Regions from separate parts of the Homo sapiens genome. Here region 2 is linked to region 1. A link is a loop called in an ENCODE intact Hi-C map of the cell type or tissue named here. Cell type or tissue: ascending aorta. All regions are shown on one strand. Links, peaks and the distances in the headings refer to the core of each region. The heading gives the core; the rest is flanking DNA.

Evidence for each region. Peaks named below come from ENCODE experiments on the same cell type or tissue, not always from the same donor. Only the 100,000 strongest peaks of a DNase experiment are listed, where the experiment ranks them.
Region 2: a loop joins it to region 1, with 4 times the contacts of the local background. A loop is called at or near these places in 26 of 110 quality-filtered maps.

What each region holds. Positions count from the first base shown.
Region 1 is chr15:98,724,836-98,730,210 of GRCh38, forward strand. All of the region lies in intron 2 of IGF1R (insulin like growth factor 1 receptor), which reads left to right. Among named protein-coding and RNA genes, the nearest start is that of MIR4714, 57 kb to the right of the region's middle. In ascending aorta, for the core only: no CTCF peak of the experiment used is centred there; a DNase peak (open chromatin) is centred at 2,956; H3K4me3 peaks cover 560 bases; H3K27ac peaks cover 3,093 bases.
Region 2 is chr15:98,671,678-98,677,052 of GRCh38, forward strand. All of the region lies in intron 1 of IGF1R (insulin like growth factor 1 receptor), which reads left to right. Among named protein-coding and RNA genes, the nearest start is that of IRAIN, 24 kb to the left of the region's middle. In ascending aorta, for the core only: no CTCF peak of the experiment used is centred there; a DNase peak (open chromatin) is centred at 2,877; H3K4me3 peaks cover 672 bases; H3K27ac peaks cover 4,822 bases.

The DNA.
Region 1 (5,375 bases), core at 107-5,106:
GTTAGTCGATGATGCGCTGCCATTAAAACAAAGGCATCGGCCCTGGAATAGAGAAGTTCAGTGAGAACCTCTGTACTCCATGGGCATTTTCTAGGAAATAATTTCACCTGCCCTGTGTAATTCTCTGGAAGAATCACAGTGAGTTGGAAGGAAACTTAAGACTTGGAAAAGGATTGAGAGGTTAGCCCAGACCACACCAGGGCTCTGAAGGCCCAGCTGGGGTTAGAACCTGGGACACCCTCCAGCCCACTGTCTCCTGTTCCCTGGCCATTTACTGCCCCACTCCCCTTTCTACTCTCAGGGGCCCTGGATCTAATGAGGGGATTCGTGCAGTTTGCTGCACTAATACATTGCAAGTGGTGCCAACCTAAAGGTATTCTGATGGTGGAATCAGAGCAGTAGCATCTTATTAGGTCAGAATCTGTATCTCCTCTTCCAAGATTTTTACATGATTTAGTGTTTTCTGAATTGGAAAAAAACAAAAACAAAAACACACAAAAAAACCATGTCTAAATCCTAGCATTTCATCCCATGTTGATGAAAGGGCATCTTTTTTTTCCCCTAATCTGTGGTTAGAACTCTCAGAAACTTTTAGAAGATCCCTCCTATGTTTTGGAGGTTTGCAGATTTGAACCCCAGTTCCTCCCACAGTGCTTCTCCAACTCCTGGAATGAGGTAAACCTCCAGGCAGCCTGTTGACCCAACCCATGCATGCCGGTCTTTGGGACTCCTAGATGTGGACCCTGGAGTGAATAGGGATCAGGTGGGAAATGAGTTCCTTTGATCAAGATCCTTGTACCAGTGAACTGACCCCACTCCCCGTCTGGATTCCTGTGGTGATTACCCTCTGTATTAGTCTGTTTTCATGCTGCTGATAAAGACGTACCCAAGACTGTGAAGAAAAAGAGGTTTTAATTGGACTTACAATTCCACATGGCTGGGGAGGCCTCAGAATCATGGCAGGAGGCAAAAGGTACTTCTTACATGGTGGCAGCAAGAGAAAATGTGGAAGAAGCAAAAGTGGAAACCCTGATAAACCCATCAGATCTCGTCAGACTTATTCACTATCATGAGAATAGCACGGGAAAGACCAGCCCTCATGATTCAATTACCTCACCTGGGTCCTTCCCATAACACATGAAAATTCTGGGAGACACAATTCAAGTTGAGATTTGGGCGGGGACACAGCCAAATCATATCACCCTCTTAGCAAGGACTGTGTTCGTGATCATGACTGGCATTCACTGAACAATGACTAGGTGCCAGGCACCTCGCCAGTATTCTTTAATCTTTGCACAGTCTGTAGGGTGGATATGGATATTACTGTTCCATTTTTTGTGGAAGAGGAAATGGAGGCAAGAGACCTGATTATAACTTGTGCAAGGTGCCATGCAGCTAAGCAGCCAGCCCAAATCCAGACCTGCTTTCCTATGATTTTCCTGCCCATTACTCTCCCATCGTAGCTCACCTAATACTTCCTAGTGGGCTGCTGCTGAACACACACCCAGGGATGACTTAGTGGCTTGTCTTGCTCTGAAGAAGGCTAGGCACCATGTTGGATGAGTTCTTGAAGATGTCTTGCTCTAGTCAAGAAACTTTTAAATCTTTGGAGTTTTTGTCCACATCTGCCTAGTTCTTAGTAAACATGATGTGGGTTCTATTAGCATGGCGCCCTCCCTCCCTTCCTACCACCTTTATATGAGCGGAGAACATCTATGACTCTTATGAGAAAGGAAAGATGAAAATCAGAGTGACATAGTATAGTTAAATTGCAGATGCTTAATTATAAAACAGCTTGTTTCTGAATTTTAATTCCTTGCTTTTCTCTGACTTTTTAAATTCCCCTCCTTAGGCAGAATTCATTTTTACATTGATGATTTTTTTTTTTTTTTTTTTTTTTTGAGATAGAGTCTTGCTCTTGTCACCCCGGCTGGAGTGCAATGGTGTGATCTTGGCTCACTGCAACTTCCGCCTCCCGGGTTCAGGCAATTCTCCTGCCTCAGCCTCCTGAGTAGCTGGGATTACAGGCATCTGTCACCATGCCCGGCTAATTTTTTGTATTTTTAGTAGAGATGGGGTTTCACCATGTTGGCCAGGCAGGTCTCGAACTCCTGACCTCAGGTGATCCACCCACCTTGGCCTCCCAAAGTGCTGGGATTCTAGGTGTGAGCCGCCACACCTGGCCTGATGAATTATTTTCATGTGTGGAACAAAACTTTGATGCTGATCAGTGATTAGGTACCTTTGTTTGGTTCATTTTTAACTAAGGAGATTTCTTTCTTTTTAAAACCATTCTTTAATCTTGTAAAAATATCATTTAATGGGTGGATGTTTTAGCTGTGATGAATGACAGGTTGTCGTAAAGGAAGAAAGGTATGTGGTTTCCAGTAAACTTTTAATTCTTTTGCAAAATAAAAATAACAGTCGTACAGAGAGTAAAATATATGAAGAGTCAGGAAGTGATTTATCAAAATCAGATCTTGGACTGCTGGTTTTACCATGAATTAGGCTCTTGGAAAGTGATTGGGCCAGTGTAGGTTTACATTTTTTTTTTCTTGTTTTATTTGTCAAAGCAAACTTGTGGTTGCCTGCCCGTAGTTTAATTCTGCCTCCTTTGGGCAAACAACCGACTTTTACTGGGAGTCTTTCTCAGGGAGATAAAGGTGCACCCTGAAACTCTGCTCTCTGATTCCTCAGCAAAGTCAGTCCTGAGTATGGGGCTTGGGTGTCTCTGCAAGGCCTTGCAAGTGAGATGGGCTGTCACCTGAGCTCAGGTGGGGCTGCTCCTGCCTTGGACAGCCTCCCCAGCTTCTCCTGCATTATACCCAGGGGCTGGAGGGCAGAGAGCAGGTCTTCTTCTGCTGGTCGGGGCAGTCACAGGCTTTCCTCTCGGCCTGCTTGTCCTCCGGGTGGGTCCAGCACCCGCTGGGATTCCTGTGGGCTTAGTCACTGTGTGGCGGCGGCAGAAGGACTGGGGAAACCGCCGGCCGGCCCTGGTGCGCTGTCACCCCGAAGGAATGCGGGCCAGGCCGGGGCTGCTGGGCCTGGAAAGTTCTCCAGTCCCTGTTGCAGATCTGGCCTGCCGACTCAAAGTAAATCTCTCTTCCCCTTTATTTCCCATCAAATAAAAAAGGAACACGAGGTAGCCACTGTACTCACTGAAGATGCATTGTTTTTTTTTTTTTTTTTTTTTTAAGCGAGCAGCAGCAAGATTTATTGTGAAGAGTGAAAGAACAAAGCTTCCACAGCATGGAAAGGGACCCAAGCGGGTTGCCCTGAAGATGCATTTTTTAACTTGCTTTTTAACTAAGTATTTTTGCTCTGAGCTTTCCTGGATCTGTAAACACACCCCCAGCTATTCAAGATGGGCTTCTTGGTGAAAAGTGATGTGTCCTAGGAGAAATCACGCCTGTTGTTGCCGCTGGCCATCACAGATCCCGGTGCCTGTCTGTGAAAGGCTGGCCGGGCTGGGTGGGGATGAGAATGGTCGGGTTGTCTAGACTCAGCCTGGACTGTCTTTGACTGGAGGGGCCTGAGCTCCTCCTCCACTGCTCAAGACCCCGGTTAAGGGGACAGCAGAGCAGGGATGAGAAGTGGCCCTCTTCACATCACCTCCCAGCAAGAGGGCCTGACTTAGTGCTCCCACCATTGCCAGCCCCAGTTTCAGGGTCCCACTCAGTTGTATTTGAATAGGTCTCATGACATGTGCTTTGCTTGAAGAGCGGCTATTAGCAGCAGACGTTCAAGAGGCTGAGCTCAAGCAGGTGAGCATGTTCTGAGCCATTGTGAACCCAGTGAGGTGCCTATGCTGATGCCCAGGGCCGCCTGGGCGGGGTCAGGCCCCCATCGCTTCTTCATCCTAGCTCTGGGAGTGCATTCTGCACTCTCCCGAGGCCAGCTGGTGGCCTTTGGTGATCACCCTCTCTGTAAGTTTTTAAGTGGCTTCCTTTCCTCTGGTGGAGAAGCCAGCACCTTTATCCTATGACAAGAAAGCTCTTTGTAGTAGGTGGTAGTAGAATCAGACAGATCTGGCTTAAAATCTTGGCTGTGCTACCTCTTGGCTCTGCACATTGGTGAAGAGAATTTACCTTCCTAAGGCCTCTCAGCTACACGACTGTGGACACTCAGCTTCCTTCTAAGGTCGTTGTGAGAGGTAAAGAAAAGGGGTTAGTCCAGGGCCAGACATGGCACAATGCCTCAATGAAATATTAGCTGATACTATCATAATTTTTAAATTCCCATAGGACTCACTGTTAAAGGATTACAAGGCTGACACAAAAAATACTGCATTTTGAATTTGTGTCTGATTTATACATTTCCAAAGAGTGGAATTCTCACTACAACAGCTGTTCTTTGAAAGGTTAGATCTTTGTTCTGAGATAAATTAAGTGGAAAAAGGTGTAGAGCATTATATGTACTCTGATTCTTCAGGGCTTAATTTAAAAAGAGCATGTTTGCTGGTGAATGCTGGTTCAATCATTAAGAAGTTTTTGAGAAGGAATCCCAGAAAGTAATAAGCACTTATTTTTCATGGAAAGGAACCGGAAGTGCTTGGTGACCTCCACAGGTAATCTTGTATTATTTTTGCACTGTTTGGAATTTTTTAACCATGTGCTTTTATTTCTTCTATTCTTTTCAAAGGTCAGTAGGTGTTATCTGGACAATAGGGTTCTGGTCTGTTTTCTGTTTTCTTCATTGTACTGTGCATTAAGAAAAACCCTAATGTGCTTTTTTTTTTTTTTAAGTGAACCTTTCCACATCTCATTGTCCTTCAGTGAGAGCAGGCTGTGTGTGTGGTCTTGGTGAACTGTCCCGTTCCCTGGAGACAGTATCTGGGGGCCTCCCTGCCCTTCCCAGTAAGAGCTGGGCCTTCACAGGAATAGAGGCCTAGGATTCGCCTTCATCCTCTTGAAGAGCCCTAACAGTAGGTCCTGGCTGGGGTCTGGCATAGAATGCCCTTGGCACGATGTGTGTGAGTGTGTCTTTCCTTAGTAAATGGCCTTGAAAATGCCATGTGCTTCTGGCAGGCCTGGATAAGGTTTGCCCTGCATAACCCTTGGAAAGCACAGTTCTCACTTGTAACACCCTGTCTGCAGGTCCATGATATTGTAATTAAAAAGTTATGGGATCACAAGGGCCTATTTAAAGGGCATCTGGTCTAAAGGCACAGTTAAAAGCAGAATTTGTGTCAGTGGCTCCCTTAATTTCTCAAATATGGTTCTGTTTCTAAATTCATCCCACTGGATGTCTGTGTTGAGTTTTCTGTTGATGAAAGAATGTTTAAAAATGAGGCAGATCCAAATTCTAATGTCTGAGTGTACCACTGCTTAATTACTTTGGGCAGGTCACCTCACCTCTCTTGGAAAGAAAGGTGA
Region 2 (5,375 bases), core at 157-5,156, 53 kb before region 1:
GGCCATTTCAGGATCAGCCATTTCCCACTTCCTGATTCATAGCTTCCAGGATTTGTAATGCCTGTAGACTTTTTTCTCTTTTGCTTAAAAGTGGCCATTGAAAGAAAAAATAAATAGCAAAATCCCCATCCCAGAAGTTCTACTTCCTGTTGTTGTACTATTGAGCTCTGAAAAACAGCTTTGTAAGTTTAGGCTCTTGTTTGGACTATTTCAGTGGAATTCTTGAGATCTTTTTGTTTGGACAGGCAAGTATGAAGGCGATAAGTCGAAAGAACTACAGCTTACTCAGCACAGAAATGCAGAGGCTCAAATTTAAGTTCTTCCTTAGCTTTATGGTGTGTATATTAATATAATCCAAGCAATAGTGAGTTGCTTAGCCAGGGTGCACAGACATTTTCCACAATGCCAGTTGTTTCCCTCATAATGTTTAATGTTTATTTTTAAAGGACATATTTGGGCACACGTTTCATTTTTGCCTGTAAAAGAATTGGGAATATTTATGATTCTTGCAACAAAGGAGAAGGATCCAAAGTAACCAAGAAAATGATGGACTGGCAGCCTTCACATTTTCCCACAACTCTTTTCATGAAATAAAATGTAGATAAGGCTGGGTGCCATGGCTCACGCCTGTAATCCCAGCACTTTGGGAGGCCGAGGCGGGCGGATCACCTGTGGTCGGGAGTTTGAGACCAGCCTGGCGAGCACGGCGAAACCCCGTCTCTACGAAAAATACAATACAAAAATTAGCCGCGTGTGGTGGTGTGCGCCTGTAGTCCCAGCTACTCGGGAGGCTGAGGTGGGAGAATCACTTGAACCTGGGAGGCAGAGGTTGCAGCGAGACAAGATGGCGCCATTGCACTCCAGCCTGAGTGACAGAGCAAGACTCCATCTCAAAAAAAAAAAAAAAAAAAAAGTGTAGGTTAGCAAAAGTGCCTACAGTTCAAATGCTTCCATGCTAAACGTTGTATTTCTTCCGGTCTCATTTGTGATGAGAGTCATAAGATTTTGAGAAATACAAAAACCTTTCCAGCTTTATAGGATGATAATGGCTTGGCCACTCAAGTAGTTCTGATTGGGTTAACTAATTTTGGTCCAGTAATCATTTCATTTGGGGTGAATGGATTTTTCCCCCCTAAATACGGGTACCTGGAAAGTTGAAGCAGTGAATCTGGTGAAACTTAATCAGTGATTTCGTAAGGGTTAACAAATGTTTCTGGGTGGGATTCCTAATGTCCAGCTTCCTCTGTGTAGCTCAGTAAGTCTTCTTTGGAGACACTAGCCTGCATTGTAAGACTGTCACATGGGAGCATCTTTTTATTTTATTTTACTTTTTTTTAAAAAAATGAGGTCTTTATTATCCTGGCTGGAGTGCAGTGGTGTGATCATGGCTCACTGTAACCTTGAACTCCTGGGCTCAAGTGATCCTCTTGCCTCAACCTCCCAAGTAGTTGGGCTGATAGACATGAGCTACTGTGCCACGTAGCATTCTTGGGGATTATTGTAGGGTCCTTTTGGACCACACATGGTTTTATACTCTGTAGCTGATTGATGTACTGGCATGTCAGTGACATTGTGTGTATCATTACACTATTTGGTTAATTGATGTACTGGTGGAATAGCCATCTTCTGGAGGCTCTTGTTTGCATACTTCTCTTAGTGGCGGACTAGCGGTTGTACAGTAAATAGATGATCATTCTCGCTCTGTTTTACCTTTCCTCAGCTGCTCTTCTAGTAGGAAAATAACAGCCCTCTTAGCTGTAGTCTTCTGGAGGCTCTCTCAATAATAGAAGTGGAAAGAAAAGACTCAAATCCCTGGGCAGTGACTTTTTAGTTGTTTCATTTGCTTTTAAGGCAGAAACACCTTTAACTCTTAGTAGCCTTACAGATCATTTTTGAAAACACCTGTGCTTGCCTTGAATGGGGCGGTGACCACTGGATCCCCCCATGCTGGGTACATGTTTTGCAGTCACAGACACTGCTGGCCTCACCTTTGGTGGTGAAGGAATGTTTCCAATTTCTGCTGATGGTGTAGTGCTCTTGGGAGCTGGGTGCTCTGAATGAGCAGATGGGCATCTGCTTTTTTAAGCGTGCTGTTCATTCTGCAAAATAGTTATTGTGCAAATACCTGATAAGCACCAGGTCTGTGCCAGGCGCTGTATTTTGTATTTTGCATGTCTGAGGCCAGCATCTTTTTCCCTGTTCCTTTTTCTCCTCATCCAGTGAACTTTCCACTGTGGTTGTAGTTTGTCTGAAAAAGATTTGGAAAAAATGTACAGCCATGTTTCTCTTGTCTAGAGAAGCTGTCTTAAGGACTTCGACAAGTTTCATTGGCAGAGTGAATGAGTGGTGGCCTCTGAATAGTTGAAATGTTAATGCTATCTATAGGTTCTAGAGAATCTGTGTCTTTAAAAGTCATAGCGATAAAGTCTCAGCTTTTTGAGAGAGTGGGTTTCAGACATATTTTAAAATACTACTATACAGGAAATCTGATTGTTGCATTGAAACAGGATTTGTTATCACATCACGGTTAGACATACCCAAAAGGCAAAAACTACAGTGGTCATGATGGCTTTACATAAGATTTTGGAGGAGAAACTGTTAGCTCCATGAAAGCAGGAACTGTGTTCACTCTTGAATGCCTGCTACCTGCACATGGTGAATGTTCTATAAATGTATATTAAAGAAATGGAGGTCCTTAGAGTTCCAAGATCACCGTCAATATCATCACCCTAGGCTTCCTCGTCCTTCCAGTTACTTCTTTTCCAGAAGAGTCCATTGCCTCCTTTATATGAGGTCTACAGAGCGCGTTCAGAGGGCTCTTATCATTGATTCAGCAATCACGTGTACACATAGCACTAGAATGACTTCACATATTTGACCTGTTTAAAAATAACGTGCAGCTATGACGAACAGCGAACCTTTGATTAGGGACACATTTGCCTGCCGCCAGACACTACAAGTATTATGTGTATTGCTTTTTTCAAATTATAATAGTAATAGATGATTATGAGAAGAAAATTAGAAAATAAGTTTTCTGTCTCTCTATAAAAGGAAAATAAAAATTATCCTTAATCTCAAGGTAACCATTGTTAATATTTTGTTGTGTTTTCCTGAGATTTTCCCCCTAGACTTATATGTGTATCTATATATTTAAAAAAATGAAATTAGTAGTATACTATGTACACACATATTGTGAATTTCTGCCCATAACATTATATCTTTATCACCTGGAATGAGGTCTTTAATGAAATTATTAAAATTAAAATTATTCTATAAATGCTAAATTTAGGTATTTTACAATTTTTTTTTTTTTTTTTTTTTTTTGAGACAAAGTCTTGCTCTGTTGCCCAGGCTGGAGTGGACTGCAGTGGTGCAATCTCAGCTCACTTCAACCTCTGCCTCCCAGGTTAAAGCAATTATTCTGCCTCAGCCTCCCGAGTATTTGGGACTACAAGTGCATGCCACCATGCCTGGCAAATTTTTGTATTTTTAGTAGAAACGGGGTTTCACCATGTTGGCCAGGCTGGTCTCAAACTCCTGACCTCAAATGATCTGCCCACCTTGGTCTCCCAGAGTGCTGGGATTACAGGTGTGAGCCACTGTGCCTGGCCCATTTTATAATTTTGATCATTAAAAAATGATGTGATAAAATTATTGTGTATTGTTGTTGATACACTACTCTGATTAATTCTTTGGGCTAGATTCCTAAAAGTGGAAAGTAAGGAATAAGAATTGTGTAAGTGTGCATGATCCTAGATAAATATTGCCAAAATATTTTGCAGAAAATTCTTAGTTTCAGCTTCCAGAAGCAGTGTCTGTCATCCATACTCCACCAGAATTGAACACTAAATTGAGCTTTGCAATTTTAGCATTTAAAAAGTTGTATCATTTAATATAGAATAGCAGTCTCTTCATTATGATCTTCCCTTGCCTAGTAAGTTTATACTCAAGTCAAAATCGGTTAATCATGCATATTGATTCCTTGTTTATCTTTTTCTTTTAATTCTTTAATACTTCTAGAATGTATTTGTAGTTAAGTGAAGTAAGATACCTCCTCCTGTTGACGATTTAGTTTCCCCACATTGTGCTGTTTTTTTTCTTCACTGGATTATGTAACAATATCTTTTCTTTTTTTTCTTTCTTTCTTTCTTTTTTTTTTTTTTTTTTTGAGAGAGTCTCGCTCTGTTGCTCAGGCTGGAGTGCAGAGGTGTGATCTCTGTTCAAAGCAGCCTCCCCCTCCCCAGTCCAAGTGATTCTACTGCCTCAGCCTCTTAAGTAGCTGGGATTACAGGCGTGCGCCACCACGCCTGGCTATTTTTTTATTGTATTTTTAGTAGAGATGGGGTTTCCACATGTTGGCCTGGCTGGTGTTGAACTCCCGGCCTCAGGTGATCCGCCCACCTCACCTTCCCAAAGTGTTGGGATTACAGACGTGAGCCACTGCGCCCAGCCTAGAGACTCTATTTTATTAGTGTTTTTTGTAGACAAAGTCTCACTCTGTTGCCCAAGCTGGAGTGCAGTGGCGCCATCTCGGCTCCCTGCAACCTCCACCTCCCGGGTTCAAGCAATTCTGCCTCAACCTCTCGAGTAGCTGGGACTACAGGCATGTGCCACCATGCCCGGCTAATTTTTGTATTTTTAGTAGAAATGGGGTTTCACTATGTTGGCCAGGCTGGTCTTGAAATCCTGACCTTGCGATCCGCCTGCCTCGACCTCCCAAAGTGCTAGGATTACAGGCGTGAGCCACCGCTCCTGGCCGAGACTCTATTTTAAAGCTGTCTTCTCCCACTGATTTGCCTTTTGTTTGTGGTAAAATCATTTTGTCTTAAACACTGTAGCTTCATTATACATGTTAACATCTGCTAGGAAGAATCTCCACTCAGGTTAAAAAAAAAAAAATTTGAAGCACCATTATTTCAGGTGAACTTTGTGTGTGTGTATGTTGTTTTGTTTTTGCAATTCTTCTCCGCTACTCTTCCAAAAAAGAAAACACAAATTCATTAGGTTTTGATTGTTAATAAATCAGTTTGGGAGAAAACATTTCCAGATATTTGAATTACTCATTCAAGGACATTTCGTGTTTCTCCATTTACTCAACTATTATCTATCTATGAAGAAATCACAGAAGGTCATAGAGGTTGTATACTTTTCCTTTTGGGTTATTTCTGGTTAATGAATGCTTTTTGTTGCTAATGTAGAAGGAATCTTTATTCCCCATTGTTTATTTTATATTTTTAAATTTTTTTTCAATTAAAAAAAATTTTTTTTTCATTCCTGAGACAGGGTCTCGCTCCGTTACCCAGGCTGGAGTGCAGTGGTGCGGTCATGACTCACTGCAGCCTTCAGCTCCTAGGCTCAAGTAATCCTCCACCTCA